Linked DNA regions of Mus musculus: region 1 is linked to region 2. Evidence: chromatin loops called from intact Hi-C (ENCODE). Cell type or tissue: heart. All regions are shown on one strand. Each heading gives the region's core, and the rest is flanking DNA. Links, peaks and the distances in the headings are about the cores only.

Region 1 (16,247 bases), core at 3,300-11,299, 490 kb before region 2:
GACGATTGTTAGATGCCACGTGGTGGTGGTGGTGGTGGTGGTGGTGGTGGGGTGCTGGGATTTGAACTTGAGACATCTGCAAGAACAATAAGCACTTTGAACTACTGAGCCATCTTTCCAACCTAATGCTGTTGTTAAAGGTGACCAGAGTTCAGATCCTAGCACCTATATCTAGTGGCTCACAGCTGCTTGTAATGCCTGCTCCAGTGGATTCCTTGTCCTCTTCTGACCTCCTTGGGTACCTGCATGTATTTGTATATACCCGTCTAGAAACATGGACCTGGTGTTGTGCCCCATGCCTTAAAACATTTAACAGCTTCCTTATTAGTATGATAAAATGGTTGATTCATTTGGAAGGTCTAACAGTTATACATATATACAAGTAACAAATGTGATGGGCTGCAGAGATGGCTCAGCAGTTAAGAGCACTGACTGCTCTTCCAAAGGTCCTGAGTTCAAATCCCAGCAACCACATGGTGGCTCACATAATGGGATCTAATGCCCTCTTCTGGTGTGTCTGAAGACAGCAACAGTATACTCATACACATAAAGTAAATAAATAAAAAATTTTACAAATGTGTATGAGCCGGGCGTGGTGGCGCACGCCTGTGATCCCAGCATTTGAAGGCAGAGGCAGGCAGATTTCTGAGTTCGAGGCCAGCCTAGTCTACAAAGTGAGTTCCAGGACAGCCAGAGCTATACAAAGAAGCCCTGCCTCAAAAAAAAGAAAAGAAAAGAAAAGAAAAGAAAAGAAAAGAAAAGAAAAGAAAAGAAAAGAAAAGAAGAGAAGAGAAAAGAAAAGAAAACCAGAAAAACAAAACAAAACAAAAATGTGTATGAAGCAAAACAACAACAACAAAACAGACTTGAAAGAAGCTTAATCCTACAATAATCACTAATGTGTTTTGTTTTTCACAGTCTTGCATGTGGCAGAGAGACACCAACTACTTAAGAATGTTGCCCATCACGTCTCTGACTTTTGGCTAAGATCAAGTATAAAATTCTGCCTTCGAGGAAATAATAAGGTACTTTATTCTGAGGTAAATGAGTGACATCTGCCCTGAAACAGACTCAAGTTTTCGTGGATAACATGTCCCATCATTAAAGAGGTTCTACACACTTTTATAGCCAAAGTCCTAAGCCGAAATCCTTGATAAACACCTTCCTGGGAACTTAGATAACAAAGCTCTGCTGAGGGAGAGGCACTACCTCATCCAGCCCTTATCTCAGATCATTCAGAGACCTGATTAGCAATGCAAGCAAGAGATGTTTGCCTACTATGGAGACGGGGTGTTAGGTGACATCCAGAGCTTGAAAGCAAGCAGATATGCCTCACCTGTGATCCCAGACTTTAGGAGGCCAGGTTGGAAGATCAGGATTTCAAGGTTATCTTCAGTGACCCTAGGCTACTGTAGCCCCTCTTAAAAACCAAAACAAACAAAAAATTGTTTTCTCAGTAAAAAACAACTTTGCTTCACACTGGCTCTTCCTAAAATTCTTTTCTTCTGGTGTTCGAATCTCAGCTTCCCTGTGAAATACTCACCAGGAGGCTGCAGCTCTGCCCTGGGCTCGCTCTCCTGCTGCCGGGGGACAAATGAGGGATGTTGTCTGTCTGTCTATCTGTCTGTCTGTTTGCATTAATACACAATTTTACTATTTTTTAATTGTAAAAGCACACTTGCATGCTAATAAGATACATGTGCTTATAGCACAGTATCCAAAGACATTAACGTTTTCAGGTGGTTTTTGTTTGTTTCTTTTTTGAGACATAGTCTCACCATATGGCCCTGACTGGCTTAGAACTTAGTTATGTAGACTAAGTTGACCTTGAATTCATAGAGTGCCTCCTGCTTCTGCTTCCGGGTGCTGGGATTAAAGACAAGATCCATTCATCACACAGAGCAGTTATGTTAACTTGATACTTAAATGAGAGATGACAATGGTAGAAGCCATTATAATTAAACTACTACATTTCTATAACAGAATGTGTGTGTGTGTGTGTGTGTGTGTGTGTGTGTGTGTGTGTGTACTGCAATCCATAACAGACAGTAGTCTTGAATTTGAGCTAAGGATCTCAGACTGTGTTCGGTTGTGTTGTATGGTTGTGTACTGGCTGGTTTTGTGTCAACTTGACACAGCTGGAGATATCACAGAGAAAGGAGCTTCAGTTGGGAAAGTGCCTCCATGAGATCCAGCTGTAAGGCATTTTCTCATTTGGTGATCAAGGAGGGAGGTCCCCTTGTGGGTGGGACCATCCTTGGGCTAGGACAGATGTGATGGCTCATGCAGTGTGAAGTCTAAACGTTTTGTGTTTAGAAGCCAGGCTGCAGAGAAGCCACACAATACAACATAGTGGGGATTTGTGGTGGGGGCTTGCTGAAAACACCTTAGATTCATTACACGTTCTACTTGGAGTTACTTTTAGTCATCATGCTTTCAGAAATCTTTTATTCTTGCTTGATCTTTTTTTTTTGTCATTGTTTTGATTTGCTTTGTTTAAGACAGGGTCTCTGTGTATCCCTGGCTGTCCTGTAGACCAGGCTGGCCTCGAACTCACAGAGATCCACCTGTCTCTGCTTCCCAAGTGCTGAGATTCAAGGCGAGCATTACCACTGCCCAGCATCTTGCCCAGTCCTTACAGAGCCCCCATGGGAACCCCACTTTCTGCCTCTGCTTCCTGAATGTTGGGATCAAAGGCGTGCACCACCATGCTGGCTCAGTGAAGGAACCTTTCATTCCTTTGTGGAAATCTTGGCTTAAATTTCTTCTTAGACTGAACCAACCATTGAGATGGCTCGGCTGGTTAAGATGCCCAATGGCCTGAGTTTTTCATTTGAACCCACGTGGTGGAGAAGTGAGAGAATCAATTTCTACAAGTTGTCCTCTGACTTCCACAAGTGTACACACATGTATCCATGTGAACACACACAGACACACACATACACACAGAGTAAAAAAAAAATGTGTCTCTAGGGGATTTTTCTCCTTTTAAAATTAAGTTTACTTTTAATTAAGATATAGTTATATTATCTCCCCAGTCACTTTTATTCATATTCCCCCTGGCACTCTCTGAAATTCATGGACTCTTTTTCTTTAATTATTATTGTTATACACACACATACATACACATAAAAATAAATATGTAAAAAAAACCCACTGAGTCCATTTCATATTATCTGAATATATGTATGTTTCTAGGGTTAACCACTTGATATTAGCTAATCAGTTAGGGGCCTCATCCCTGAGAAAGATGGACTCTCCCTCTCTCAGCAGTAAATTGCCTGTACCTCTTCACTTAGGAGTGGTTTTACACACACACACACACACACACACACACTCTGTTCATGCTGAAATGTCAACTGGTGTTATCATTCAGGTTTTGTTTAGGCATCCGTATTGTTGAGATTTCCTGGGTGCAGTAGTTCCCCTGAAGACACAGCCAAGAAGCTGATTTCCTAGTCCCCTCTGGCTTTTACAATCTTTCTACCCTCTCTTCCTCTATGTTCTATGAGCTTCAGGGTTTGGGGTTGTGTTATAGTTATATTCATTGGGGCTGGGCATCACATGATCCATGGTTCTCTGCATTCTGTGAACTCGTGCCTTTCTGCAATGGTCTCATCTGCTGTAAAAAGCAGCTTTCCTTGATGACTGTTGAAAGCTGCACCTTTCTGTGGGTATAAGGATAGATACTTACAGCTAGGAGCTACACTGGCTTAAGGAAGTAACAGTGATAGGTTCTCCTGTACCATTCATGACTTCAGTAACCATGAGTTGTTGACTACAAAATAATTTTTTTTATTTTTCTAGGTTTTATCACTGATATTTAGCTATTGTGAATTTTTTCTTTCTTTTTTAATGAAATATTTGTAAACTTTTATTTATTCTTTGAAATTTTTAGACATGCAAACAACATATGATCACATCCATCACTCAGCACCCCAGCTCCTCTAGAATTCCTATCACATCTGTGGTGGTTTGAATATGCTTGGCCCACTATTAGGAGGTATAGCCTTGTTGGAGTGGGTGTGGCCTTGTTGGAGGAAGTGTGTCACTGTGGAGGTGGTAGAAGAGAAAGGACTCTTGCAAACTGCCCTCTGATACATATATGTGCTGCGCCACATATGTCCCTCTCATCCACAATTGCAGACAACACAAACAATAATAAAAACTATGGCCTAAAGAAGGCTAAATATACATTCAATTACAGAAATCGAAGGAGGTGGTAGGCGCGAGTGTTTGTAGGTCTTCCTCACCAACACCATGCTTCCAGTTAGTATATGACACGTAGTCCTCAATGAAGCAATATGAAGAAGTAGGCATATTTAAAAAAATAAAACCCAGAGATTTCTTTATTTTTATTTGTTATGTATTTGTGGAGAGCCGTGCCGCGAGCAATCACCATTATAAGATGGCGCTGGCCTCCGCTGTGCCTAACTAGTAAACAAGCCTTGTACGCAGGTGCGAGAGTGAACTCACTCCACTAGTCACTCCCATTCTCGGGGTGTAATAGTGGGGTGATGGGCGAGCAACGAATCAGGAGCTGTCACGCCATATCAGGTGCTGAAACGTCACGCTGTGGGCTATAAAAGCGGCGCCATTTTCCCAGTTCGGGGTCTTCCTGAAGAAGTAAGCAATAAAGCTTTTGCCGCAGAAGATTCCAGTTTGTTGTGTCTTTCTTGCCGGTCGAGTGGGACGCAATATGTATTTGCGGGTGCTTGCACATATGTATGTGCTCCGTGTACATGTCTACCCATGGAGGTCAGAGAAAGGTGTTTGATCCCCTGGAACTGGAGTTGCAGGCACTGTGTAGCAACCATGGTGTGGGTGCTGAGAACTGAACCCAGTTCCTCTGCCAGAGCAGCCGGCGCTTGAAACCTCTGAGCATCTCTCCAGGCTCCAAGAGCTAAGAAGTTTGAAACAGGAGTCGTGATGATGGGGCTCTCATGACTTAGAATAATGGTGTTATTAATGTTCGTGGTGCTGGGGACCAACCCAGGGACATGAGCAAGCTAGCAAGCCAGTATCACTGAACTGATACTGTCCCACTGTCCCAGATTAGTATGCTTGGAAAAGAGACCCAGGGGAGGGCAAGTGTCCCTTCCAGCACATGAGGACACAGATGACATTTTCAGTTAAGCAAAGACTCATGAAGACACTGAATTTCTTGATACTTTGATCTTAAACTTCCTGCTCTGCAAAACTATGAGAAATCAACTTCAATTTGTAAGTTATTTAGGCTAAAGTATTTTTAAGTCGCTTCATCTCATTTATTTTACTCATGTATTTACACATGGCATACTTGTGGGAAGTCTCAGGACACCTTGGCAGGGGTTGATTCTCTCTTTCTACCATCTCGATCTGTTACTCACTGAGCCACGATGTCACCAGCCTCCGTGGGACAGTGTGTTCTTAATCTGCATGATGCCTGGGTTTGAGCCCTAACACTGAGAAGTAAAATGCATATATGCATTGTGCTGATTAGAATGTGTGCAGGGGCTGGAGAGCTGGCTCATGGGTAAGAGTACTTACTGCTCTGGCAGAGGCCCCCATCCTGGGGCTCCAGTGCGGCCTTCTGACCTCTGAGGAATCCTGCATGCAGGTGGTGCTCAACAATTCACACAGACACAGACAAAGCCATAATTATTTTCACCTGTTTATCAGAGACCAGCCAAGTTTAACATCAAGTGCAATTACAGGAGCAACATTGGGTGACTTCCTGGCGCTTCTCCGGGATGACGTCAGGGTAGCGCTCTCACAGAAGAAACAGAACACTCACAAACCAATCTGTACTTTGGAGGTTGAGAAGCCGAGGGACTTAAAACCATCAAAACAGCACAGCTGTGCAGCAGTTAGAGGCCTCCGCAGGGAAGGGTGCCTGCTGCCACGCCTGATGACCTGAGTTCCAGCCCCAGGACCCACACAGAGGAAGGAGAAAAGAGTCACTCACTCACACACACACACACACACACACACACACACACACACACACACACACAAAGTGTATTAAAAACTTTGGAGGGAAAAATCTGTGAAAACCTTTGAGGTGTTTATTCTGTAGAAAAGACATCTGAAGTTCTGGGGGGGGGGGGAGGAAAGGGAGCTGCGTGATATATGAGTGTCAAGGGTGCAAAATTTGAGCCGAATGAACAATACCAAAGCAGCAAGGCAGATTCCTGCATAAGTTGAGTTTTAGGACTGAACAAGGAAGTGTTCTCTGAAAGAACAATAAGTGCTGTTAGCCGCCGCCGAGTCATCTCTCTAGTCCCACTGAGATGTTTTATTTTGTTTGGCTGGTTTTATACACACACACACACACACACACACACACACACACACACACACACACGGCAGGTTTATTGGGAAGGTTTTTCCTCTGGAAAAGCAGAAAATGCTCTTAACTGCTGACCCTTCTTTCTAGACTCCTGAGTTAACTCTTTTCAAAATGTTTTTCTTTTTCTTTTTGTGAATTAACTCTTAAGGGAGGAGACTATGATATTCAATGGTCTAACTCAAATTCACAGATCCAGATGTGAGTCACCATACCTGGTTACTCCATTGTTTTGACCAGGAGGAAACGGCTTTAGACTTTCGCGTAATGGGTTTCAACAGAGCTCCAGTAGCTGTCCTCAGATGCCTCCAAGACTACCGTAACTTTTCCCTTCAAGATCTAAAATCCTCTAGGAGATGAGCTGAATCGAGGGAGAAATAAATACAACCCATTGCTATCATGAAAATCCAGAAATCCAACTCCAAAGTTGCTCACTAGAAGGAATGAGTGTCTGAACAGGACTTCCGGTCACTTCCTCATGCAGAGCCTGCAGGCAGCGCTTTTGGAAAGAGATAAGAAACCAGAGCTTCCTTCTGTCCTTCCTGCCTGGAAAACCAGGGCTCCTTCCTGCTTCTGGCTAAAAATGGGCCTGTTCACCCTAGGAGTCCTGACCTTAAACTGCCTAGTCAACTCTAATTGCCAGTCCTTATCACTAGTGATAATGAAACTAACAGCCCACTACTTACTGAAGATTTATGCATACCAAGCTCTAGTCTAAATTCTTTGCATGAATTAACTCCTTGTATCCTCAAAATACTCCTAGGAAAAAAAGTAAGCGAACAATAGGCAGATCTTGGGCTAGGAGTAAGTCTGATAGACCTCTTGCCTCTGGGGTCACTCCCCACAAAACAGGCAGATTTATATATATATATATAGTAGGTGGTTCTGGGATTCAAACTTAGGTCATCAGTCTTTTACTATTTGACCCATCTTGCCAGCCCTACATTAGCTACTTGAGCTTAACTCTCTTTCTCTGTCTGTCTTACTCTGTCTCTCTCTGTCCCTCTGTGTGCACATGTGCATGTGTACATGTGCTCTTCTCTGCATGCACAAGTAGAAATCAAAGGTCATTGTTGAATGTTTTCCTTAGTCACTCTCCACGCTACAATAAATGTATTTATTTATTTTGTTTTATGTATATGGGTGTTTTGCCTGCATGTATGTCTACATCCTATTTATGCAGTATCTGAGGAAGCCACAGAAGGTATAGGATCTTCTGGGACTACAATTAGCAGAGGACTGATGACCTGTAAAAATCTGAGATGTGAAAAGATAATTGAACAGATATGCTCTAATATATGGCACACACACATACAAACAAGCAAAATGTACACATGTGCATATACATATACATGCATATGTACATGTATATATGCATGTATTTCTATGTGCACATAGAAATGCATCTAGTTGCTGAGCAGTAGAGGTGCATGCCAGTAACCCCAGCACTAGGGAGGCAGAGGCAGGTAGATAGATCTCTGTGAGTTCAAGGCCAACCTAGTCTGTGGAGAGCCTTGAGCAATTGCCATCATGAGCCTCCGCTGTGCCTAGCTGGTAAACAAGTAATGTGCGCAGGTGCAAGAGTAAATTCATGCCAAGTCACTGCCCATCCCGGGGCGTAGTAGTGGGATGATGAGTGAGCAGCTAGTCAGGAGCTGACACGTCACATGGAGGGGTATATAAGCAGCATCATTTTCTTTGTTCGGGGTTGTTGTTCTTCTTTCGCCTATGCAATCAATGCTCTCCCAATAAACGTGTGCAGAAGGATCCTGTTGCAGCGTCGTTCTTCCTGGCCAGTTGAGCGCGCGCAAGACTAGTCTACAGGGTAAGTTATAGAACAGTCAAATGTCTCAAAGAACCAATATGTTATGGTGGCATGAGTACTCATGTGCCTTAGTTTGTTTTTTGGTGTTGTGATAAACACCATGACCCAAATAACATAGGAATAGAAGGGTTTATTTCATCTTAGAACTCCAGATCATAATCTATCATTGAGGGAAGTCAGGGCGGGAACTTGGAACAGAGACCATAAAGGAATGCTGTATACTGGCTTGCTAAGCCTATTTCTTATACAACCCAGGAGTGGCATTGCCCATATTGGTCTGTACTCCACCCCCACCCCCATCAATCATTAATTAAGACATGCCAATAGGCCAATCTGCTGGAGGCAACCTCACCTGAGATTCTCTTTCCAAGTGACAGTAGTTTGTGTCAAATTAACAAAAACTAACCAGCCCAATATGTAGGGACACACATGTATGTATTGTCCTTACATACATTCTTGGGGCCACTTCTAGGAATTTGGCAGGAATTTGACATTAGGCCAGAACAAGGAAGTCGGCTCAAGATGAATACAGGAATGTGCTCTTTGTATCTTGATGGGTCTTGTGACCCTGAATACAGTAATCATGGGATCTTTGTTTATGCTTTGTCTGTTCCTTAACTACTCTGATTATGCCTTAGGACTGACCTGGTTCTTTGTATGTACCTAGAATGATATAAAAGCAGAATGGAAGAAAATAAACCCGCTTCAGCCTCAGCACTGGGGGGAGTCAGGTTACAGCGCTGTCTAATTGTCTTTTTCTTCTCAGTCCTCGCTCCCTCCCTTGACACCCTGTTGAATGACCCTGGCTTGGTCAATGTATAAATATGTGTGCAATACACATACATACTTACTTTTTATCAAAAAAGAGAGAAATGTGCATTTCTTCTTCACACACACAGAAAGAGAGAGAGAGAGAGATAGGAGAGAGAGAGAGATTCGAATTAGAATGGCGGTCCCTAGTTGGTGGGATGGTTTGTCACACATTAGGATGTATGACTTTGTTGAAGCTAGTGTGTCACTGAGGGTGGGCTTTGAGGTCATATGCCAAAGCCATTTCCAGACAGCTCTCTGTTTCCTATTCCATTGTCATGCTCCCCACCACGATGGTTATAGACTAACTTTTAAATCTCTCAGCCCCAATATCTTCTTGGTTCTATAAGTTGCCTTAGTCATGGTGTCTCTTCACAGCAACAGAAAGGTAGCTTAGACACAGATATACAGACACACATACACACACACTAAATGAGAGACTAGAGCCAGATGTAGTGTTATGTTTGTGACCCTAGAACTTGGAACGCTGAGCTCAAAACCAACCCGAGATAAGGAGTTTCAGTCTAACCTAAGCTACAGAAGACACTGACTCAGAAACAAACAATACACAAACAAACTAGCAAACAACAGAGAAAGGGGTAGGGGAGGAACCTGGAGAGATGTTTCAGTGGCTAAGAGCATGCAGAGGACTCAGGTTCACTTTCCAGCAACCACATGGAAGTTCACAACTCCAGTATCAGGGCATTGGACACCCTCTTCTGGCCTTCCTTGGGCACTGTCATATACGTGGTGTGCATACTACATGTAGACCAACATGCATACACAATTCTTTAAGAACAGAAGGAAGGAGGATGGTGGTGGTGCACGCCTTTAATCCCAGCACTTGGGAGGCAGAGGCAGGTGGATTTCTGAGTTCGAGGCCAGCCTGGTCTGCAAAGTGAGTTCCAGGACAGCCAGGACTATATAGAGAAACCCTGTCTCGAAAAACTAACTAACTAACTAACTAACTAAATAAATAAATAAATAAAAAAGAACAGAAGGAAGGAAGTCTGCAGAAGTGGCTCCATTAGCAGAGTGCTAGCACAAAGCCTAAGGTGCCTTCTGTTTTCAGCACATACACAACTAAATACGGTAACCCACACCTTTAGTACCAGCACTAGAAAAACGGAGGCAAGGAGGTAAGGCTATGAGCTATGTATCATGTTTGAGGCCAGCCTGAGCTACATGGGACCCTGCCTCAGAAAATGTCAAAGATATCAAAATGTCTTTTCAAAGATGACAGTATTTTATACATGGAGAAAAACTGACTTTTTGATGGAAAATTCTGGTGGCCCCCACAGTCAGCCAATGATTATCTTGAACATTAGTCACACCAGGACAATCAGACAAGGTGTTCCTTCTGTTGTAATACTCTAGGAATGATGCAGGGTTGCTTAAACACATAAACCAAGTCTAATTATACGGAACATCAGCCAAACCCAAATTGAATGTCGTTCTATAAAATCCCTGACCATGTTTTCATCTGAGGAACTTTATCAGGTAACAGGTGACGGCTACACTATCACGGCCACACATGACACCCAGTTTTGAGTTGGCTCTGGATACGGACAAAGAGAGAGCTGGGAAGAACAGCTTATGAAACTTGAATAGACTTTGAATTAGACATTAAAGGATTAAAATAAAAAAAAATAATTTAGGTCACTGTATGGACTGTGTAAGAGAATGCCCTGTTTTTGGCAATATACACGAAAGTATGTGACATCAAAAGGAATAGTTGTCTTCTAAGCCTCCTAAGAACTCCGTTTAAAAGGTTCAGGAAAAAAAATGTATGTGCACACCCACAAAGAACAAATGGGTGGTTCTACCAGGGAGAGAATTGTACTTGACTTGAGTAATTTATGAGTCTGATGGATATGTGGAAATTCCTCAGACTAATTAGCAGGGGATTGTAAATTTTAATAGGTCAAAATAAATCCTTAAAATGCTGATCATGATATATATGTTCATGTGCCAGGGCCTGTGTGCATATATCTGCATTCATGTATATGTGTGTGATACATGTGTGTACTCACTAACTGTGTGGAAGTTTATTTTATTGGTGAGTGCAAAAAAAGGCAACAAGCTTTAATACTAAGTTTGGAATGTTGTGGTGATATGGTGGCATCTACACTCTCAATACTGGGGAGCCTGAGGAAGGAGGATGGTCAAGAAGTTGAGGCTGGCCTAATCTACATAATGAATTCTGGGCTAACCAGAGCCACAGCAAGAATTTTTATTTTAAAACAATGTTACAAGATATTTGATTATTGTACGTAGAAAACCTAATTGTTAGCAAACTATACAAGCTTAAATAGATATTTGTCAGCTGCAGATAGGGGTGTGGCTCTAAAAGCCTCCATAGATAAGAATGCTGAAGACTGGAAAGTGCCTGCATGTTTTCAGGTAAGTTGCTTGGGAGAGGTCTTGTGGTCTTTGCTCTAATGACCCAAGGGCCATCAGCTGGATGGCCTTGAGCTGCCCCACAGTGAAATGGTTCAACTCCTACTGATATGGCTTGGATCCCTCCCCTCCCCCCATGATGGTGACATGGTTCAGCCTGCCGAAGCATAGCAGTCAGGCCTTTGATAGAGCTCTCTCTCTCTCTCTCTCTCTCTCTCTCTCTCTCTCTCTCTCTCTCTCTCTCTCTCTCTCTCTCTCTCTCTCTGCTTGGAAGAGCCTTTATGGAAGGAGCTCTGGGTAAGAGATAGGGATTTCCTCTTTGGGCTTGCCGGAACAGCAGAGAAGCAGCTGGCAGGACACAGGTAAAACAGGATTCTAGGAAAGAGAGCTAAGGAGCCCTCTTGGGTTTGGAGAGCTCAAGAGAAAGATAGGCTAGCTCAGTAGTATGACACAGAAAGAGATTTCTCAAGAGCTGGCAGTTTAGCTGTAGGGTCAGGCTTGTAAATAAATTCTTCGTATGTAGTTAAGAAAATAAAGATAACCTCGCTCAGCTAGCAGGTTTTTACCTCAGTTTATGCCCCAGCCCTACCTCTTTAGAGGTAAAATATAAGTTAAATAGATAAATATTACAAAACAACTACACAAAGATAAACAAAAAGTCCCTTCTATCTTATTTAGGGTTTCTGTTGCTGTGGGAGACACCATGACCTCAGCAATTCTTATAAGGAAAAGTGTTTCGTTAGGCCTGGCTTACACTTCAGAGGTTCAGTCCATTATTGGTCATAGCAGGAAGCCTAGCAGCCTGCAGGCAGACATGGTTCTGGAGAGGCCGCTGAGAGGTCTACATCCGGATCTACAGACAGTAGGAAGCAACTGAGACACATAGACCCTGGTTTGAGGGTCTGAAACCTCAAGACCCACCCCAGTGACATACTTCCCCCAGCAATGCCACACCCACTCCAACAAGGCCACACCTCCTAACAGTGCCAGTCCCTAGGAACCCATGAGGGCTATTTTTTAGTCAAACCACCACAGTTCTCAAAAAATAAAAAAAAAAAAAGTAGAAAAAAGTTTGAAATAGGATTTGTTTGTTTGTTTGTTTGTTTGAGACGGGATTTCACTTTATAGCTTAGTCTGCCCTTGAACTCCTTTAAACCAAGTGCCGGGATTGCAGGCAAGCATCAAGGCACAGGGCTGAGATACTGAGATATTGATGTATACCCAGGGTGCCTCCACCTCTTGGCAATTCTCCTGCCTCAGTCTTTCAAGTGCTGAGATTTCAGGCTTGCAACACCCTGCCCTGTTTGGTTATCTATGTATTCTGAAGTTAATAGTGTCATTGTTTTTCAATTGCCTTATTTTTCATTTAATTCCAAACCCTTTGACAACTGCTTAAATCTACCATCAGAAGCTTTGTGCCTACGTACAGCCTGGGCTGCAGTCCTGTCCTCCGGGAGGTGACAGCAACACCTGATCATAAATTCAAGACCAGCTCTACAGGAGAGCTTATCCAAGGAAAACAATAATCAAATAAACGAGAGATTGAGGGCTGGACAGCAGCTCCATGGTATTTGCCTAGCACATGCCACAGAGGGAGAGAAAGAGAGAACAGAAGCAAGGGGGAAGGGGAGAGGAAGGAAGAAGGGAAAGTTTCAATTTTGGAGTCATGAGAAAGGGAACTGCAAGAAGAAACTGCCTGTCTCATAAACAGAGGCTCCGCCAGAGAGCCCCGAGCTCCAGGGGATGCCAGTTGACACTTTGCAGAGGCGGCTGGCTTTGTGCAAGAAGAATTGCCACAATTTTCCAAGCTCCGTAGAGAACATAATAACTTTATTGTACCTCTTGTTTATCTCCTAATGGGAACTTCATTCTCACTGGGCCCACTTCAAACCCTGGTGTCTAGACAGAGAAGAAAATTCCATCTAGAGAGATAGAACGGAGAGAGGGGGAGAGCTTTCATAGCTACCCCAGACCTGGAGATCATAGTCACTGGAAAGAAAGAAAGGATATATTTCCTTAGTCACTCAGCTGTGTTTATCTTCTCTCTCTCTCTCTCTCTCTCTCTCTCTCTCTATATATATATATATATATATATATATATATATATATACATATATATATATATATATCTTTCTCTATCTCTCTCTCTTTCTCCCTCTCTCTCCCACCACTTTTACGTGGGCTCTGGAGATGAGACTCAGGTCACCATCTCAACAGTCTTCCCCTGACCTCTGTTGAGACAGTCTTACTTTCACAGACAGGACAGAGAGTGAACTTCCTCAGGTCTCCACTTCTCTTGCACCAGGATCCACCACACCCAGTCTTATCACGTGCTAGGAATCAAACCCAGAGCCTTGTGTACGCTAGGCAAGCACTCTACCAACAGGGCTACAATCCCAGCCCTTCTTTGTCGCTAACTACTGTGGGAATTCTGTGGGTTCTGATTCGTGAAGGGCCCCACAGGCTCCTTTCCAGCCTAGCTCTGTTAGGGCCCTTCGGGTTTCACTGGATCTGCCTTAGTGTTTTGGGTTGGGGCTCTGGATTGTCTCAACTTGACAACGTACAAACTGGCACCTGCTGCCCCTCTCGGAAGCAGCTTCAAGAGCTAGCTCCTTTTCCATCTTTGGCCAAACTGATCTCCTGGTTTCAAAAGCCTCTCCATAAACACATCTGTGGGCCTTTTTCCCTCAGGGCTTCCCAGGCAGAGCTGCTTTCCCGCTGAGACTAGCTGTACAGAAAAAGTCCCCTCAGACTCTTTATTCACTTAGGATCCTTGCGAGCCATTGGACTTGACTTCACAGGCATTTCACAGGCTCCGTGCTTCTCTTCAGTTATTGGCATCTGGGAGTTTTCTGGTGGAATCTCTAAAGAGCCAAGAAAACTATCTTTAGCTGGTAGATAAGTAGGCTTAAATTTTTAGAAACAAAAATAAATTCAATTTTACTGCCATGTTATAGTATTTAAGATCTTTTACATTTATTTTTTTTTTTTATTCCAGGGGGGAGGGGACACGTGTCATGGCACACGTGTGGAGGTCAAAGAATATTCTTGCAGGGATAGGCTCTCTCCTTCTGTCACATGGGTCCCAGGGATCAAACTCAGGTTGCCAGGCTTGGCAGAAAGCATTTTTACCTGTTAATCCTGTGAGTCTCAACGCTCCTAATGCTACAACCCTTTAATAAAGTTCCTCATAGTTGTGGTGACCCCTGACCATAAAGTTATTTGCATTGCTACTTCATAATTTTGAATATCTGGTATTTCTTTTCTTTTTTTTAAGATTAATTTATTTATTATATGTAAGTACACTGTAGCTGTCTTCAGACACTCTAGAAGAGGGCGTCAGATCTTGTTATGGATGGTTGTGAGCCACCATAATGGTTGCTGGGATTTGAACTCAGGACCTTCGAAAGAGCAGTCGGTGCTCTTAACCACTGAGCCATCTCACCAGCCCATATCTGGTATTTCTGATAGTCTTAGGGGACCCCTGTGACAGGGTTGTTTGACCCCTGAAGGGGTGGAGACCCAGAGGTTGAGAACCACCTGGGCAGTGGTAGCACATGCCTTTAATCCCAACACCTGGGAGGCAGAGGCAGGTGGATCTCAGCCTGATCTACAAAGTGACTGCCAGGGCTACACAGCTACACAGCGGAATTCCTGTTTTGAAAAAAAAAAAAAAGGAAAAAGAAAGAAAGATTTAACTTCAGAGCTGGGGAGACGATTCAGTGTGGGCAAAGTGCTTGATATGCAAGCATGAGGAACTGAGTTCGGATCCCCAGAGCCCATGTAAGAGCCAGGCTCCTAGTTAAGCAGCTGTAACTCTAGCACACAGAGAGGGGGCAGTTAGGTCCTTGTTGCCTGAGCTGATGGCCATGGAAGCAGGGCATGACTAAGGCTGACCTGGGTAAGGCTGACCCAGATAGAGAAGGGCAAAAAAAAAAAATGCAGTAGTGTATAGGAAAGTTGACAACAGTTTGAGAGCTGGGTAGCTATTGGTGTAATCCTTCAGTAAAGGCTCTTTGTATGCAAATCAGTGAGGCCCAGGGTTTGGCAGTAAAGGATGCTGCAGTCTTGCAGAGAGCTACCTGGCAAGAATACCTTTACCTTGCATAACCACATCTCAGCACTGTGCTAAGGGTGCTAATTAATACTAATGTAATTGGAATTGTGTATACGGGTTATATATCAATATGCATGCAACCCATGAATGATACTACTGCCCTTAGCTAACCATAGTGGTTGCATGCCTTTAGTCCCAGCACTTGAGAGTCAGAGGCAGGTGGATCTCTGGGAGTTTGAAGTCAGCCTGGTCTACAAAGTGAGTTCCAGGACAGCCAAGGCTCCACAGGGAAATACTGTCTCAAAAATCAAACCAGAACAAAAAGTTTACTCCATTGAGTGAGAAACAAAGAACAAATTAACAAACCAACCCAGTAACTGTGCAAGAGCGGGATTATTATGAATGTAGATACAACCATTGTGGGCACCAGCATGGTTTTTGTTTGTTTGTTTGGTTGGTTGGTTGGTTTTTCGAGACAGGGTTTCTCTGTATAGCCCTGGCTGTCCTGGAACTCACTTTGTAGACCAGGCTGGCCTCGAACTCAGAAATCCGCCTGCCTCTGCCTCCCGAGTACTGGGATTAAAGGCGTGTGCCACCACGTCCGGCTACCAGCATGGTTTTTATTTGGTTGATTGGTTTTGGGTTTATAGTTTTGTTGTTGTTGTTGTTTTGGGGGTGGGGTGGGGGTGAAAAAGGACCTCTTGTCCTAGATCTTAGGGAAGGAAACTCAGTATTTCGCTAATAATGGGAGGTTATCTTCAAGCCCTTCATAACAGTTCCTCTTTTTCCAGCGTCTTAATGCAGCAGAAATTTAGACCACTAACTTA
Region 2 (16,247 bases), core at 3,771-11,770:
ATTGTATATAATAATAGATTTCATTATGACATTTTCACAGATGTATTTGATCACATTTGCATCCCCCTCTGTTATATTCTTCAAAAGAAATAGAATAATATTTATTATTTATATTTATAATTATAACGTAAGTATGTAGTATAAATTAATTGTAAATATAATTATGTTAATTTCTATTTATTATTACTGCATGTGTGTCTCTGTGTGTGTATGTATAGGTGTTCCTGTACCACAGTGTTTGTGTGCAGGTCAGAGAACGCTCTCATCATTCTCTGCTTCTGCTTTGAGTCAGGGTCTTTCTTGCACGTTTTCTGTCGCAAGACTGACTGGCCCACAAGCTTCAGTGGGGATTCTGCTGCCTCCACCTTTCACCTTGCCTTACAAAAGCTGTGATTACAGACACAAGCACTCCATCTGGGTTTTCATGTAAGGCGCAAACTCAGGTGATACAATCTGTCTGGGAGTGGAGGGTGAGGCATGACAGTGTGTGTGTGTGTTATATGCATGTTCATGTGTACACATATAGATGTGAGTATGCATGTCTACATATGCACATGCATGTAGAGTCAGTGTCATGTGTAGTTCTCCCCTTAATTTTTGAGGCAGGGTCTCTTACTGAACCAGTTTGACTTGACTGGTTGGTTAGCAAGTCCCCAGCATCCTTCTGTCTGCACTCCACCAGCACTAGGAGTACAGACTGTTGATCGGAAGAGAAGAGATCAGGGCCCACTCATGCTGTGTGTTGCTGGTGCTGGGCCCTCAATTCTCACCAGAGCCCCTGCCATGCTCTTGTCTCTGTCTGTCTGTCTGTTCATGGTATTAATAAATCTTGTGGCTCAAGGAACAGTCTGTGCCTTCGTGTCCTTTGTAGTATTTGAAACCTTTCAAGTTTCTGTAATGAGCATGTATAATCTAGAAGATGTGAATATTATTTAAAAAGTTACCAGACCTGAGTCCTCCCAGTGCAAAGGTTTCCGATCTCTATGTATGTATGCATGCATGTGTTTGTTTGCTTGTTTATGTTTTCTTTGAGACAGGGTTTCTCTGTGTAGCCCTGGCTGTCCTGTAACTCGCATTATTGACCAGACTGATCTCAAACTCACAGATCTGCCAGCCTCTGCCTCCCGAGTGCTGGGATTATGGGCATGCGCCATCATTGCCTGGCATTGCTCTCCTTGTTGAAAAGGAGCTTTATATGGCCCTTCCTTCGTTTTCCATCCCCTGGTTCCACTGAGAGAAAAGGCCCTGCTCTCAAAAACATTTTTTTTCCGGTCCCACCTGTTTATCATTACTGTTTCCCCCATTGCCTGATGGGGGAGGTTAACGTCTCTAAACCATAGCAGGGTGACCAGCCAAGCCTGGTTGCTGCATGGCCACACCTCAATCTCTGTGACCATGCGGAGCTGAGAGACAATGCCAACACCATCCTGCCCTCACCAGAATCTTTCTCTGACCCCTCTGGGGTCCACCTTGAGTGACAGGCCAGGGTGGCAGAGGAAGGCTGAGGTCAGATGCTGCTCAGCTGTGCTTCTGCCAAGTGTGACTTGGAAGTGCAGCCCTGCAGCTGGAGATCGAGCCAAGCAGCCAGCCACATCCACAGCCACTGATTCTCCAAGGGGCCCAAAGTCATGGAGCCAGATGCTGTTTCCAGAACAAAAGTGCTGTGCAGAACTTGGCCTCCCAGTGATGCATCTGTCCAACTTATCTTCCACTTTGTCACAGATAATAAAATTCTGTGAGGAGTGGCTGGAGAAAACAGATCGGGGACCTATCTTGACTTTGAAAAGTCATGATATAGCAATGTTTTTTTTGCCAAAACATTTATTCTGGAGTTTCTCAGATTTCTTACTTCCAATTCACATTGTACTGAACTTTGGGGAGGAAAAGAAGTCTGGTGTTGAGCTGTTAGGGCGGGCTCTGCTTGATTCTGCTTCTGATGTCCCACAGAGCTTGAACAGGAGGCTTTGTTTTGCTTGAGAAAAAGTGAAAATCCTTCCCACAGCTTTCCACAGTGAAACTTCTTTCGTTACTCAGTTGAGCTTTCCAGATCGCCTGGGTATGGTTTACAGGTTCGGAACATCCAGGTATGTCCAAGATGAGGAGAATTGAGTGTGTAATCAGAAACATTTAGGAACAGAAACATTCCTTCCTGGAGAAAAGACAGAGGTTTTCCAGCAGACACAGGAAGTAAATGGAACTTACAAGCCTTAGGAAGCTTTTGGAAGTTTCTAAGAGACACAGGAACCCTCACCCAGGTTACATAAAACTAGTAAGTAGTTACTAGGGAGGGGAGACTTTCCCATGAGAGCCTGATACGCTGTCTGTCTGCAGGTTGCATAGGGAGGCTAATGAAAGCAGGTTTCACAAACTGTCAGCCATGCTGAGGTGGCTTTTAAGTTGCCTGGGAGAGATCCAGACAGTTTGCTTGTTTACTAAGTTAGACTTGGGTGGAATAATTTTTTGTGGTGTGTTGTCCATTCCCTTTCTAGAGTGAACAGATGCTTGTTTATGTCTCTGGAAAGGTCTTAGAACACATGGGATGTCATACCTGAGTTTCTGTGTATTGGGTAGTGCCTGGTGGAGGTCTCTGCCCTACTTGGAAGGACATCCTTTTTTAAATAACACAAATTATTAAGAGATGACACAAGATTGAAGGAAGGTAGCTGAGACAAAATAAATTTCTGTTTGGAAGAGGTTTTTTGTTTTTGTTTTTGTTTTTGTTTTTTTGTTTTTTTGTTTTTGTTTTTTTGTTTTGTTTTGTTTTGTTTTGTTTTGTTTTGTTTTGGAAAGCTACAGCATGAGGGCCAGAGGCAGCCATGATAGGCCCTGAAAGTAGAGCCTTCAAGTCCTTTCCATTTCAAGGAGTGGGGCGGGGGGGGGGGGTGCGCTTTGTTGCCCTTGAGGGTTTTCAGTTGTAGAGAAGGGCAGGTTCCATGTTACCTGGCCTAGCCTATGTGCTAAAAGTAAGAAAGGTACTGATAAGGACTGGCTATAGCTAAAGGCTACCATGAATCTCGATGAAGTGAGTGGGGGATGCAGGCTGTAGCTACAAATGGGCAGGGGAAGACAGGCTGCAGGAGACATGGCCTGGCTTGTGGGAAGAGGAGGAGGGTCTGTAACCTAATACTGGCTACTTGTCACCTCCTGTGCCTGCAGGATATTCTGTACCTGCATGGGGTAGGGCACCTTTTACTGGAGAGCAAAAGTGTTGCATGGATTCTGCCTGACTCCGTTTTAGTTCTTGTGACCTGGAATCACTGTCTTCTCAGATGTTGGGCCCCACATTGTAAGTCACATCCATTCTGACTGTAAACAAACAGCTGGCAGGACTCTGCCCCAGGCTCAGAGCACCAGGCCTGATGCTGGATTGTATCTCCATTTGGACCAAGAGGTTTTGTCCCGAGGTCTAGGCCTTCCACACGGACTCACATAACAAATATGTGTCATGTTTCCTTGGCTAGATTGAGATCTACTTTGCCTATATCATAAGCTGGGACATGTCTCAGTCTGCCCCTGGGAATGCTGGGGACTCCAGTATGTTCCTATTCTATGAACCTGCTGGTGTGTTTTTTTTTTTTCCTGAAGGTTCCTTTCTACTTGGCTCTTTTACTGTGTTGCCTGCCCCAGTGTGCTGAGTTCCTGAAGCTGATGACTTACCCGGACCACTTCCATTCTTTGTTCTCTTAAATCCTCTGACACTCTATTCTGACTCTCTGGCTGAACTTCTAGGGGCCTGTCCATTGGGCGGGTCTGAATCTACATTTGGTTGCTTCTGGGTCATTTTGTTCTGCTGTAAGGAAGAAGAACACACATGTCTGTATTCCAAGATGTAACAGTTTTCTCCTGGAAGGGCTGGCCTATGTGAACAACCCTTCATGCCACAGTGGAAACTGTCTTAGAAGTGTCTCCTTATGACATGAGTCGTGTCTGAAACTCTGCTGAAGCTCTGCCCAATTCATGAGTCCTCTGCGGGAATGGAGACAGAGGCCAGTCAGCAGAGAGTATATTTGGCCATTAATGGCCACCCTCCTGTCTACAGGAATTAGGGCAAGTAGCAGCTTTAAGAGGCTTAGGGAAAGCAAAAACTCCCAGAGACTCATTCAATTCTCTCTCTTTCCCCTGCCTGGTTTCGGGTTGGCAGCTCATGTATGGTTAGTCTTTGCTGTGGTTGGGTATATCATAGGCTCTGAGAAAAATGCTAGACAAAACCTTGTTCTTTGGGATCTGTGCAGATAGAGTGGGATTTGTTTATTATTTGACATGAGCAGAAAAGCTGCAATGATACTATTGAATAGGTTACAATATTTTTAAAAAAGGATAAAATATGGCTAGTGGTAGAAGTGAGTCTGGCACCAAGCTGGGTGAAAGGATGTAGGTCACTTGGCAAGTCTAGTTAGGGTTGATTCTAACTGACATAAAGCTTTGAGAGTAACGCCCACATCCTGACCTTATGTAAACACTCCCCAGTCTGGGACAGTCTGGGTGCCTCACTTCCTCTGTGCTTTAGAACACAGAGGGGAGGTGTCCAGAGAAAGAACTCAAACTGGGTGATGGACAGCCTGCTAGATGAGAAGGAAAGACCTGCTGCTGAGTTTTCTGAAGTACTAGGGGTTCTCGGTGGAGGTTAACCCTAGAGATGGTGATCCAGACTGATTGGAATGTGGCTTTGATGCCAGCCAGGGCTATGTTCTCTCAAGCTCTGGTTCAGCCAGTTACTAGTTGTACACGTGTACACACTTATCCTAAGTGTCACTTTCTTCATTTGTGCCTTGCTGTGACAATGCCACATATTCTGTAGGCCAGCAAGAGGAGTGCAGACCATGTAAAATTGCATGGGAAGCTATTATAAAACTCCTAGCAGAAGAGAAGAATAAATAGTGTCCATGTGTTTAATTAGAGGATTTCCCTGTTTTCCATAACAACTTGGTATTTTTTTTAACCAGTACTTTCTCCAAAGATGTCAAAATACTTTTATTTTTGAACTTTCTGTTATAAATAAGAATGAAATACTAACACATGTATCTCATTTACTTCATAGTAAAATAGAGGCCAAACCTACTCTATCTTGGGACCACCCTCCATCTTAAAAGAAAAAGAGCCTGAGAATTTGACCTGCAGCTGAACCCAAGCTGCACCCAAGTACCAGGAAGGACCCCATAGCTTGTCCTTGGCCCATACCCCAGAGTTACTCCCTAGCTACTTCATAGCAACAGTCAATCAAATATTAGTCTAATTGTTTCAGATGTACTTCCAGACCATTTGTGAATGTTCATGGTTTTGCTTCAAAGCACCCACCTGTTGGCTTAAACCCCCATTGCTTGCTTGCTATTCCTATAAAACCTTATCCTGATGAGGGCTGAGGGCTGCTCCACTTTACAGTCCTGCTATGTCGGGGTTGGTGGAGAGCCCAAGTTCAAGCTTGTAACAAAGAGACCCTAATGCGATTACATTGGAATCGGCTCCTTGGTGGTCTTTTGGGGTTCACAAACGTTTCCTGGCTCAACAATATCATGCAACAAATGGATGGGGTAGTATATGCACTCACACGGAAGATATCATACTTCAGGATTGCATTATTCATAAGATCTTGGTACCCTGCAGGGTGGTCTGGAAGGGAACCAGGTTCAAAGTTGTGTGGTATTTGTCCTGTTCATGTCTTTATGTAATTAAAGGTCTAACCTCATTTTGAGGATGAAACATCTAAATTTTGAACTCCCATTATTAAAAGCTCTCCTAGCCTCTGACTTAATAATCCCTGACTTATTCTATAGCAAGAAGAGGGGGGGGGGGATCAACATTGTACAAGCATTGTGATACAGAATAGATGTAGCCTAGGGCATGTGCTTGAACCTGTCACCAATGTTAGGAGATTAAATGAAGGCATGCTGCTTCCCCAGGCTTCAGTGCCCCATCCTTCGGCCAAAGGGCAGGGATTAGGTTGTGCCTAACATCTCCACTCTAAATCCTTTATGTGCCATGAAGCTTTCGTGAAGATCAAAATAAGAGCTAAGTAGACGATTTCTTCTCCAGATGCCAACTAAGTTAATTAGGATGACTTAGAATAATCAAGATGAGTAGTTTCCCTTTGGATCTATTTGCATCCTCCCAGGATTGAATACCAGGAGAACCACCTACTGGAAATGAATAGGGAAGCAACTAAAAACTGCACCTCCCCTGCAAGGTTAGAAAGGAAGCTCTGGGGAGGAGGGACTAGCAGGGCTTGCCACTGCACAGACCCACTCAGTATTTCCATCTAGACTGCACTTCATTTATTCTCTCATTGGCCTCCATGTTTTCCCATTCCTAATCCCATAGACCACAATTATACTTTCATTCACACACACACACACACACACACACACACACACACACAAATGAAGATGATATGCTGGAATATTCTAGGGCAGTAAAGGTAATTGCATTTATAAAATGCAATTACAACTCTTCTCAGTTTTCCTTTCTGCCAGTGTGGATGAGCCAGAAAGTGGGAATAAAGAAGTTTCCAATAAAGAATTCACAAATCTGGGTGTGCCTGAGTTTTTAGATGAGAAATGAGGAGATAGAAGTTTATCACTTTATTTAATGTAAATATTAAAACTAAGGGACACATGAAGTCCAAGGAAGAGATGCAACAGAAGCAGAGTGCTGGAGTGTGCTCTGGCTGAAAGCTGGGAGATGAAGAAGCCGAGGGATTTAGTTTTCTTGAATGTAAGGACTTTCTGGCTGGAGGAATAGATTTCTCTTTATTATCTGTGTGAATAATGAAGTCTCAGGATGTGCTGGGAGTGTGTTGGCTCTTGTTTTCAAATTTCATTCTTAAAGTTTTATTCCTTTAGATTCTGAAGACCCTCTTTCCTGAGGCTCCAAGTAAACACACAGCTACTTATGGGTGATGCAACTTGGTCCTTTACAGTTTTTAAGCTCAGGGTGGTATCTGAAGATGGTACAGTGAATAGAAGAGAAGATGAAGGGGCACAATCTCTATAGCCCAGATGTAGTCCAGGCTGTGTTTCCTGGGACTGTTTGAAAGACTGAAGGCTCAGAGACATGCCGTAAGACCTGTTAGTTCAAGTGCTGAGGTTATACTGACCAGAAGATCATACAACTCACTCTTGGAAAGGAGATTCCACGGAAAAGAGGAGCGACCCACATGTATGGAGTAGCTGCCATCACTGCTCATGGACGTGCCTTGTGTTCACCACTGAATCCATTAGAGAATTGTTAGTCATGAAGTCAGGGCACTCATGTTTTTGTTGCAGGGGTCACTGGGTGTCTTTCTCCACCTAGTGGCCATTGGGTTCCAACCTCAGAGCTAAAACCATACTGCTTATTACTGTAAGAAAACAAGCATGCTTCTGGTGTTTTAAGAGGCCCTCAAGTCCTAGACTGAACGGCACATCCGAGCACATTTGGGAAAGCCATCCCGCATCTCAGTAATTAGGCTGCCTTGCAACAGTTCCATTGTTCGGTGGGGAAAGGAGATTTGGGAATGCTTGTGATCAGGGAACACACACAGATGGAGTGGGGGCATGGATACTTCTGTACATGCCAGGTTCATATCATAACCTCACTTCTCAAAACACAAAATACAAGGAAAGAGTCAGAGTTTTTGTGATTATTAGCTTTACAGAATGCTCCACCGTCTCTGTGATGCTCTGGGCACATAAGGCGTTTAGTAGAATCTCATGTTGAGCTATATTAGTGCCTTGATTTTTATACATTGCTATGACTGTTTCTAGTTTCCAGATAACTTTAAATTGCATTTAAAAAATTCCTGGAATCCATATCCCATTAATTTCATCTTTAAAATGTGTTTAACGAACATTTTTCAAGTTGTTTTTCTGTTGTTCTCGGCAGCATTTGACAGTGTTGAATACTCCCTCTTATAGACTAACCTTCTCCTCTGGTTTCCATGACACCACCATCTCCTGCTGCCTCCTCCTTCCCTGGTAAGATTGTACTTTTCTGCTTCCCAGAACATTATCTTTTACAGTTACTAAGCACTATTGATATCCAAGGCTTACTCTTTGTATGTGAGTCCGTGCTGTATATGTGTGCAATATATGTGCACCATGCTCATTCAAAGTATTGATTGATGGGGGAGGGCCCAGCCCATTGCGGGTGAGGCCATCCCTGGGCTGGTAGTCCTGAGTTCTGTACGAAAGCAAGCTAAGCAATCCAGGGGATGCAAGCTAGTAAGTGATATCCCTCCATGGCCTCTGCATCAGCCCCTGCTTCCTGACCTGTTTGAGTTCCAGTGCTGACTTCCTTTGGTGATGAACAACAATGTGGAAGTGTAAGCTGAATAAATCCTTTCCTCCCCAACTTGCTTCTTGGTCATAATGTTTATGCAGGAATAGAAATCCTGACTAAGATACTGTTCATCTTGTCTGTCTCAAGGATCACATGTCAACATATGAATATGAATGTAGAAAGAGCATGTCTAACTTATACTTTCCTGAGTTGTACATCAAAGCCTGAGCTAGGAGTGGAACTTTGTGCCTAGTCTCCTTTCTCCATGCTAGGACTTTGTCTAGTTTGAATCTGTGCAGTCCTGTGTGAGCTCTCACTCTTTCTGTGAATTGATATGTGTATCAGTACTGTAGTGTCTAGAAGATGCTGTTTCACACTTGGAGTTATCCTCCAGTTCTGGCTCTTACAGTCTTTCTACCCCCTCTTCCACAACTGGATGTCTGTCTACATCTTTTCCTTCCTCTCAAGGCCTTGAGAAGAAAGATGTGTATAGACATTCCAGTTATAGCTGATCACTCCAAAGTCTCTGATTCTGTGCAAGCCAGTTATGGGTTTCGGTGTTAATGAAATTTAAACTTAAAAAATACATTTTAATGTTACAATATAATTACATTGTTTCACCCCCTGTTTTCTTTCCCCCTCTAATATCATGCACCCCCTTTCACCTTTCTCCCTCTCAAAATCATGGCCTCTTTTTCTTTAGTTGATGTGTGTGTGTGTGTGTGTGTGTGTGTGTGTGTGTGTGTGTGTGTTAAAAGAGCCTGCTTGGTCTGATTAGTGTTACTTGTATGTATTTGATTTCAGGGATGACCATTTTGTATTGGATAACCAATTAGGGGACTCATCCCCCCAGGGAAGACTACTTCTCCCACTTTCAGAAGTCCTTAATTGCTCGTAGTTTTTTATTTACAGGTGAGGCTCAGTGAAACTCCTCCTTTCCATGTTAGCAGACCTATTAGTGTTGTATTTCTTCAAGTCTCATTGGCACACAATTGCTGTTGGGAGAAGGAAAGTCAGTTTTTTTTTTCAGTGGTGGGATACTTGGCATATTGACCATACTCTGGGGAAAGTCTCATGCCCAATAGTAGTTGACCAATATAAGCTGGCTCAATGGGTTTAAAAAAGAATCTATCTATCTATCTATCTATCTATCTATCTATCTATCAGCCATTAAGTTGGATGGTTAGGGAGATGAGAAGGATCTGTGGCGAGTTTAAGGGGGGAATGAATATGATCAAAATACATTGTATAAAATTCTCAAAGAATAAATAAAAACATCATTAAAAAATTCCAGCCTGCCTGTTGAATATTTGTGTTATGGCGCTCTATAATAGACTCTTGCACAATAATTTTGGAGTCTTGTGCTTTTTTTTGCAGTGTGTATGTGTCAGTGCTACTCAAGACCTAGCAGATGAGTGGAGTTTGCCTAGCTCATACCACAGTGCTGATTCTGATACTACTACTACTAATTAAAATGTATTAATCAGCTGCCTTTCCTCACATCCTGTGCTCAGGGCTTCACACACCACTTCAGATAACTGAGTCCATGCCAGTATGCCCAGCTCTACTCTGCTTGGTGCATTAGCCATGGTGAAAAGCTCCAAGCTTACTGTCACTGATCACCTTCAAGGACATGTCTCAGTTTTTCTGCCTTGAAGATTCCTGGGAAGTTGGGAAGGTACTTAGGCACCACGAAGTCTATTGTTAAAGGTGGGAGCTAAAATTGCTAGGAGTGGACACTCTGACTTCCCATGTCAGAAGATACAACCTCAAGGGACATTCTACAAGCTTTCTCAGAAATTGCTTTGAGCAACTGAGCCACTGTGACCCAGAGTATTTACTGGCCCAAACATGGTATTGTTCAAAAGTCATCAGTGTGGTATTTCTCCCTGACTCCATTGCTCTCCCACCTGAACCAGCTCCCTGAACCCAAGTCTAGACTCAAACTCTGCTCTTGGGAGAACTCAGACTGAGACACACTGCATCATCCTCACCACACTGCCTCTTGTGAGACAATGCTGTAGTGCATTCTTCTTCATAATGAGGAAACAGTCACAGGGAAGTCTAGCTGGTCTTTGCTACTTTGTGGGTTCTATTGTTCCCCATCCCTTATCACCGCACCCAGACCAGTTTCACCTGCTAACACTAGATAGGAGAGAAACAAGGATGGAGGAGAGAGAGGAATTAGGAAAATCCCCAAATCTAAGTTCTCTCTTTTTGTTTATTCTTTGATATAGTGACTAACAAACCACAACCGATCCCTCTGAACAACCAACTACCACCTATATACCCTCTGAAAAGTTCCCAGAATTCCAAACCTCACACAATCACAGAAAGTATCTACAACTGGCAAAACCACACCTCTGCTAGAGCACAAGGCAAATCATAGTCAGCTGCTGCAGATGGTCCCAAGTAGCCTCATATCCTGGGACTGCTCATACCCACACCTGGGATTAAGACAAAAACACATTCTTACTATATTTCCGTGTTTTCTAAAGAACCCAAAATTCCAGAACTTTCACTACGGGGAAGTTTATGGAATGCACACAGGGCTATTTACACTACTAGCTGAAGGGCTGGAATTCAAGCGCAGACTTTTGACTCTGTATTCTCAGCTAATACAGCAATCTGTGGAGTACATTACTGACTGAATGTGATAGTCTTGTAGTGTCTCTTTATGTTTAGTGATTATGATTATGTATATAAGATCTATGTGTGTATGCATATACACATGTGTGCATGTGTGTCATGATGTATGTGTGGACATCAGAGAGCACTATTCAGAGGTTAGCTCTCACTTTCTATCATGTGAGTTCCAGGTATTGAACTCATGTCATTAGCCTTTGGTTGCAAGTGTTTTGTACCTGCTGAGCCATCTCCCTGTTCCATATTATCTCTTCTTTGTCAAAAGATTATTTTATTTGTATTCAGTGTGATGATGAGACTTTTCATCACAGTGTTGGTCTGATGTTCAGTGGAGTTGAAAGGTTGATAGCATTATGTACATCTAAAAAGGGAACAAGGGGGCATGCTTTTGAAAAGTGTTAAGAAATATTAATGACTCACAAGGGAAACACACATGATCTCTAAAACCTTCTGACCATGGTCCACTGCTTTTAATCTTGGGTTTCCTCACGACTCTATTTGCATTAAAAACAGAACATATTGGTAAAATGTGTATTCATTTTTGCTCTTAAGAGGTATCTTTAAAGTGAAACAGAACGTGGGCTGAAGTGATAACCTGGTCATTAAAGTGCCGTGCAAATGTGAGGGTCTGAGCTTGTGTCCAGAGGTAGAAAGAGCCAAGAGCAGTAGACCAAATCTGTAATGCCAGGGTTCCTATGGTGAGATGGGAGATGGAGACAGTAGAGTCCCAGACGCCGAATTCCTGCCAGCCTGGCATACACAGGAAGGAAGAAGGAGACCTTGTCTTAGCCCAGTTGCAGACGTGAACTGGGATTACATTTGTTCTTTATCTTTCACATGTACAGTATGTCATGTATGTACCCACACTCATATATGTGAATGTGCACTACGGAAACATGCAGGTGCACACATGATGCACATACACAGAACAAAGATAAAATAAAGACAGAAGAAGAAATAAAAGTGGCTTTTCACTTAGCTCTGAAGTGACAGGCAGAGTTTGACACCACTGTGAAAGTAAAGACAGCTCTGGAAGGAGAAACCTCTGAGCTGTTCTGGTCTCACCTCTTGGCAGCTTCTGTGTTTTCCAGTGACCTTGCAGATCAGTTATCACTGTGCTAATGGGAAGCCAAATGGCCGTGAAAGATACCGTAAGCACTATCTTGTGCTAACTAAAACATCACCATCTGGGTTCTGGATAGCTAGCTTGCTTTCTTTCTTTCTTTCTTTCTTTCTTTCTTTCTTTCTTTCTTTCTTTCTTTCTTTCTTTCTATCTTTCTCTCTCTCTCTTTCTTTCTTCTTTTAAAAACTTTTCTTCCCTCCTTTTCAGTCCCCTCTCCCTTCAAATGAAAGGGTCTTGCTCAATATCCCCAGCATGGTCTCAAACTGAGAATTCTTACCCCCCCATCGCTGGGATAACAGGCAAAGTGGAATTATTTGTATGTTCTAGAAGCTGGGAAGTCCTAGATGAAGGTGTAGGGCCATTAGGCAGGACACTTGGTGTAGGGATAATCTCTGTTGTACTGTGTGGAAGCAACATCTGCCAATAAAAAGCCAATGGCTTATAGGGAAGGGCAGAATACCAGGTGAGACTTAGGACGTCAGATGCATGAAACTAAGGAGAGGCAACTAGCCATGTGGTGAACACTGAATAGTCTAAATGGGCTAATATAAGTTACAGACTAGTCACAGAACAAGCTTAGCTTTTGGCCTAGGCATTTATTCATAAATAGTAATTATTTATCACCGAGTCATTATTTGGGAATTGGTGTGCGGTGGAAAAGCCTGGGGTTACACTTGGCTTTTGTTTTTCTTTTCTTGTTTGTTTCTTGAGATAGAGTCCCACTATTTAGCATCTAGGCTGGGCTAGAACTCAAAATCTTCTTGCCTTTGCCTCCCAAATGCTGTTGTTACAGGCATCTACCACCACATTTGACTCTGGGTAGCTTTTAAACAACGTAAGTGGATTTCTTTATCATTCTGTTCTAGAAGCTGAAGGTGCAGGCAGATCAGACAGGGAACCACTGCATCTTGTTGTATCCCCACATGCAAAGCAGAGCAGCCAGCTCTCTCTGGGGCCTTTCTTAGGAGGGCACTGATTCTGTTCATTGCCTTCTACCCTCAGGAATAAGCACCTTACAAAGGCTTCGCCTCCTCACGGCATCCCATTAGGGATCATACTGCAACGCACCAGTATTGGGGGCAGTGCACACATACAAAGGCGGAGCTGCTTTGACTTGCGTGACCCCCCAACCATACTGTGCTGCTTGAGAAATGGAGCGAATGCATGGGTAAGTGCCAGGGTCTCACAGGTCTACATTTATAGAAAACATTCCGAATGCATGGCTCAGCGGGTGTGATGGCGGGCAAGGCACGGGACCTTCCCAGGACCATCTAGATAGGTCTGGATTGGATGTGGCTGGTGACCTCTTTTAGAATTCTACCTTCAAATCTCCTTTGGCAATATTCCCAGGGGCAATCACAGATGCTACCTCTAATATAATCGGAAAATTATTCTAATTATACTGCCTACCACGGCTAGATCACCACAGCGAAAGGCATACATTTGCATTGCTCTTTTACCAAAAGGAATGATTCAGGGTGCCATTTTTATAGTAGGTCTTGACCCTCAGGCTAAATGGGGCTTGCTGCTTGTTTTTGAACAATTGGTGAAATAAAGTGGTGTTTTATTTATTTTTATTTTTACATTGTTAAATAATGAGAGAAGATCACTTCAGAGTCTGTGGCTGTGGTCTTCAATGTCTGTATTCTGTCGTGAGACTTAGTTCTCACAGTGATAGTTTTAATAGGCAGTGCCCTTGGGAAGTGGTTAGACCATGTATATGGAGCCCTTGCAAGTAGGATTAGTGTTCTTATAAAAGAGGCCCAGGCTGTGCCTTTGCCATGCAAGGACACACGATGTATTACATACGAGGAATTGATGCTCCCTGGACACTGAGTTAGCTTCTGCCTTCATCTCAGGCTTTCTGCCTTCCAGACTGTGAGCAGTGCAGGTTTGTTACTTGTAAACTAGTCAGTTGGAAGTATTTGGTTGCAGCAGCTGACTAGTCTAAAATGGGAGTGAGGAGTGTATAGTATTTAAGCTTTAGTGCACAAGTAAAGGTTTGTTGGAACACAGCCCTGCCCATCCATTCATATGTGGTTTCCTTTGTTTTTGTGTGAAGGCTGCATTGAAATACTCCTGAGAGACCAAGATCCTATATAGCTCTCAAGGGTTAAAATACTTACTCTCTGCTGTTATGGCAGGCAAGCACAGGGAGTAGTTTAGTCAGTTGGGACTTGGGGTTTTACTGCTGTGAACAGACACCATGACCAAGGCAACTCTTATAAGGACATTTAGTTGGGGCTGGCTTACAGGTTCAGAGGTTCAGCTCATTATCACTAAGGCAGGAGCAAGGCAGCATCCAGGCAGGCATGGTGCAGGGGGGGCGGGGCGGTGTCTGACAGTTCTACATCTTCATCTGAAAGATGCTAGGAAAAAACTGGCTTCCAGGCAGCTGGGATGAGGAGGGTCTTAAAGCCCACATCCACAGTGACACACCTACTCCAACAAGGCCACACCTCGTAATAGTACCACTCCCTGGGCCAAGCATATCAGGACTGAACATGGTTTTGATACCTACCCATTTCTAATAATGCATTTGGTGGCCTAGGAACTGTTTTCATGCCCCCTCCCAACTGCCATGTATCTCTCTTGGAACAATGTGCTTAGCAACCTCAACCCCCAGCCTTCTCTGAAATAAAACATTTTCTCTGCTTCTAGTCATGATAAAATGGTCTTGGACAGTTTCCACTCAAGCGTTGTTCCAGTGTATCCAGTGTGAAGAATGAATGAAAGGTTTAGGTTGCATAAATAATGAAGCAAAATTATGTCTTCAATTGAACTTTTAGGGGAAAATCCCCTATTTAATATATTATGCATATGCACGACTGGGTGTTAGTAAGGTTAAAACAAGCTGCACTATGAGGCAGGATTACACAGTTCGCAAAGAGCTACATAATTAAAGACTGTCAATCAAAATAGAGCCATACCCAAACTGTGGCCCTTAGCAACAAATGTCTCCTTCTCTTGACCTCCATAAAAAGAAGTCCTAAACAATACTCAAGCTCTAGCAAATCTTTCTTCATTCCATCCACTGCTCTCTTTTAGAGTATTTCCTTCTATCTCTATTTGATTTTCAGTGAAGTTTCCTTACTACTTTGCAAAGCTGTGTGAGCCTTTATTTTTTGGTTCGTTCACTAAGAGACCAAGAAGTTGGGAGACAATGGCTCCTTGACCAACTCATACCAGGACTTTGTGGAGGAACTTGGTTGACCTCTCCTAACGGGCATTCCATGCTATTTGATGCTGAAGGTGATATTTGGACCATTGACTTATATCTTTGTTTTATTAAAAAAATCATTACATTACGCTGTGAATGCAAATACATATATATCTAAATACTAACATGCATACATGTTTTGTTTATGTATCTTATAGTTTCTCCTTCATGTTCAAGACAATGTCATCGTTGTATAGGGGAGTCAGTTCCAACAATAGAGAGACTGAAATGAGAGAGATAACCTTCCATTCAGAGGCAGAGCCAGTCCTTGGAAAGAGATTTGTTTGCTGGAATCAGATGAACAGTGACGTCACACTTCATGGTTTAGAAATCATGTTCACCTATCAATCACATTTAGTTTTGAATTTAGAAATGACTACCAATCACATTTGCTTTTGACATTCTTATGAGATCATATTATCACTTATATTGTATCTACATGTAAGGAAAGTGAAGCTTTTAAGATTAATTGACATCATTAAATATTTACGTTAGAGTCAGAGAGCAGACTCAAACAGAGCATTTTTTTCTTTTGATGATGCAGGAGAAATTGTAATTAAAAGGATACATTTATGACTTTACATCTATAACAAAATAAATATTTTGTTATTGCTATCAGAAGACACTGGAATTTTTTTTCAAGAAGAGTTGCTAGATTTTCTAATTTTGTTGTGTGGTGTCTTACTTTAATCTTTGCCTGTGGTTCTGAATCCTGGGAGCAGTGAGATGAGCCCAGGGCCTGGCCGAGTCACTCGTCTATTTATAGCGTTCTTCAAGGGAACTTCCTCTTCTTTGCCAATATTTGTTTTATGCCAGTTAACTGTTCAGCCCAGAAGTACAGTTCACAAATAATGACATATGTGAATGGAAACAAAAATTATTTTCACTTACACAAAGAAAGATATTCATTTGATTATAGACAAATTTTAATTCCCATACTTTCTGACTATTAAAAAATAGTTCAAATGACTCGAGTACATTAAAATAAAAATTTTAAGCTGAGGT

Evidence for each region. A loop is a pair of places that touch in the nucleus more often than their neighbours do. Peaks named below come from ENCODE experiments on the same cell type or tissue, not always from the same donor. Only the 100,000 strongest peaks of a DNase experiment are listed, where the experiment ranks them.
Region 1: it touches region 2 in a loop (2.2-fold over the local background); 2 of 42 quality-filtered maps call a loop at or near these places.

What each region holds. Positions count from the first base shown.
Region 1 is chr12:75,756,583-75,772,829 of GRCm38, reverse strand. Gm40447 reads left to right here. Exons shown (of 7, transcript XM_011244246.1): 3 at 919-1,025. Among named protein-coding and RNA genes, the nearest start is that of Sgpp1, 29 kb to the right of the region's middle. In heart, for the core only: no CTCF peak of the experiment used is centred there; DNase peaks (open chromatin) are centred at 5,749 and 6,869; H3K27ac peaks cover 1,524 bases.
Region 2 is chr12:75,271,698-75,287,944 of GRCm38, reverse strand. No RefSeq gene overlaps it. Among named protein-coding and RNA genes, the nearest start is that of Rhoj, 28 kb to the left of the region's middle. In heart, for the core only: a CTCF peak has its summit at 7,285 (motif pointing left); a DNase peak (open chromatin) is centred at 4,474; H3K27me3 peaks cover 1,563 bases.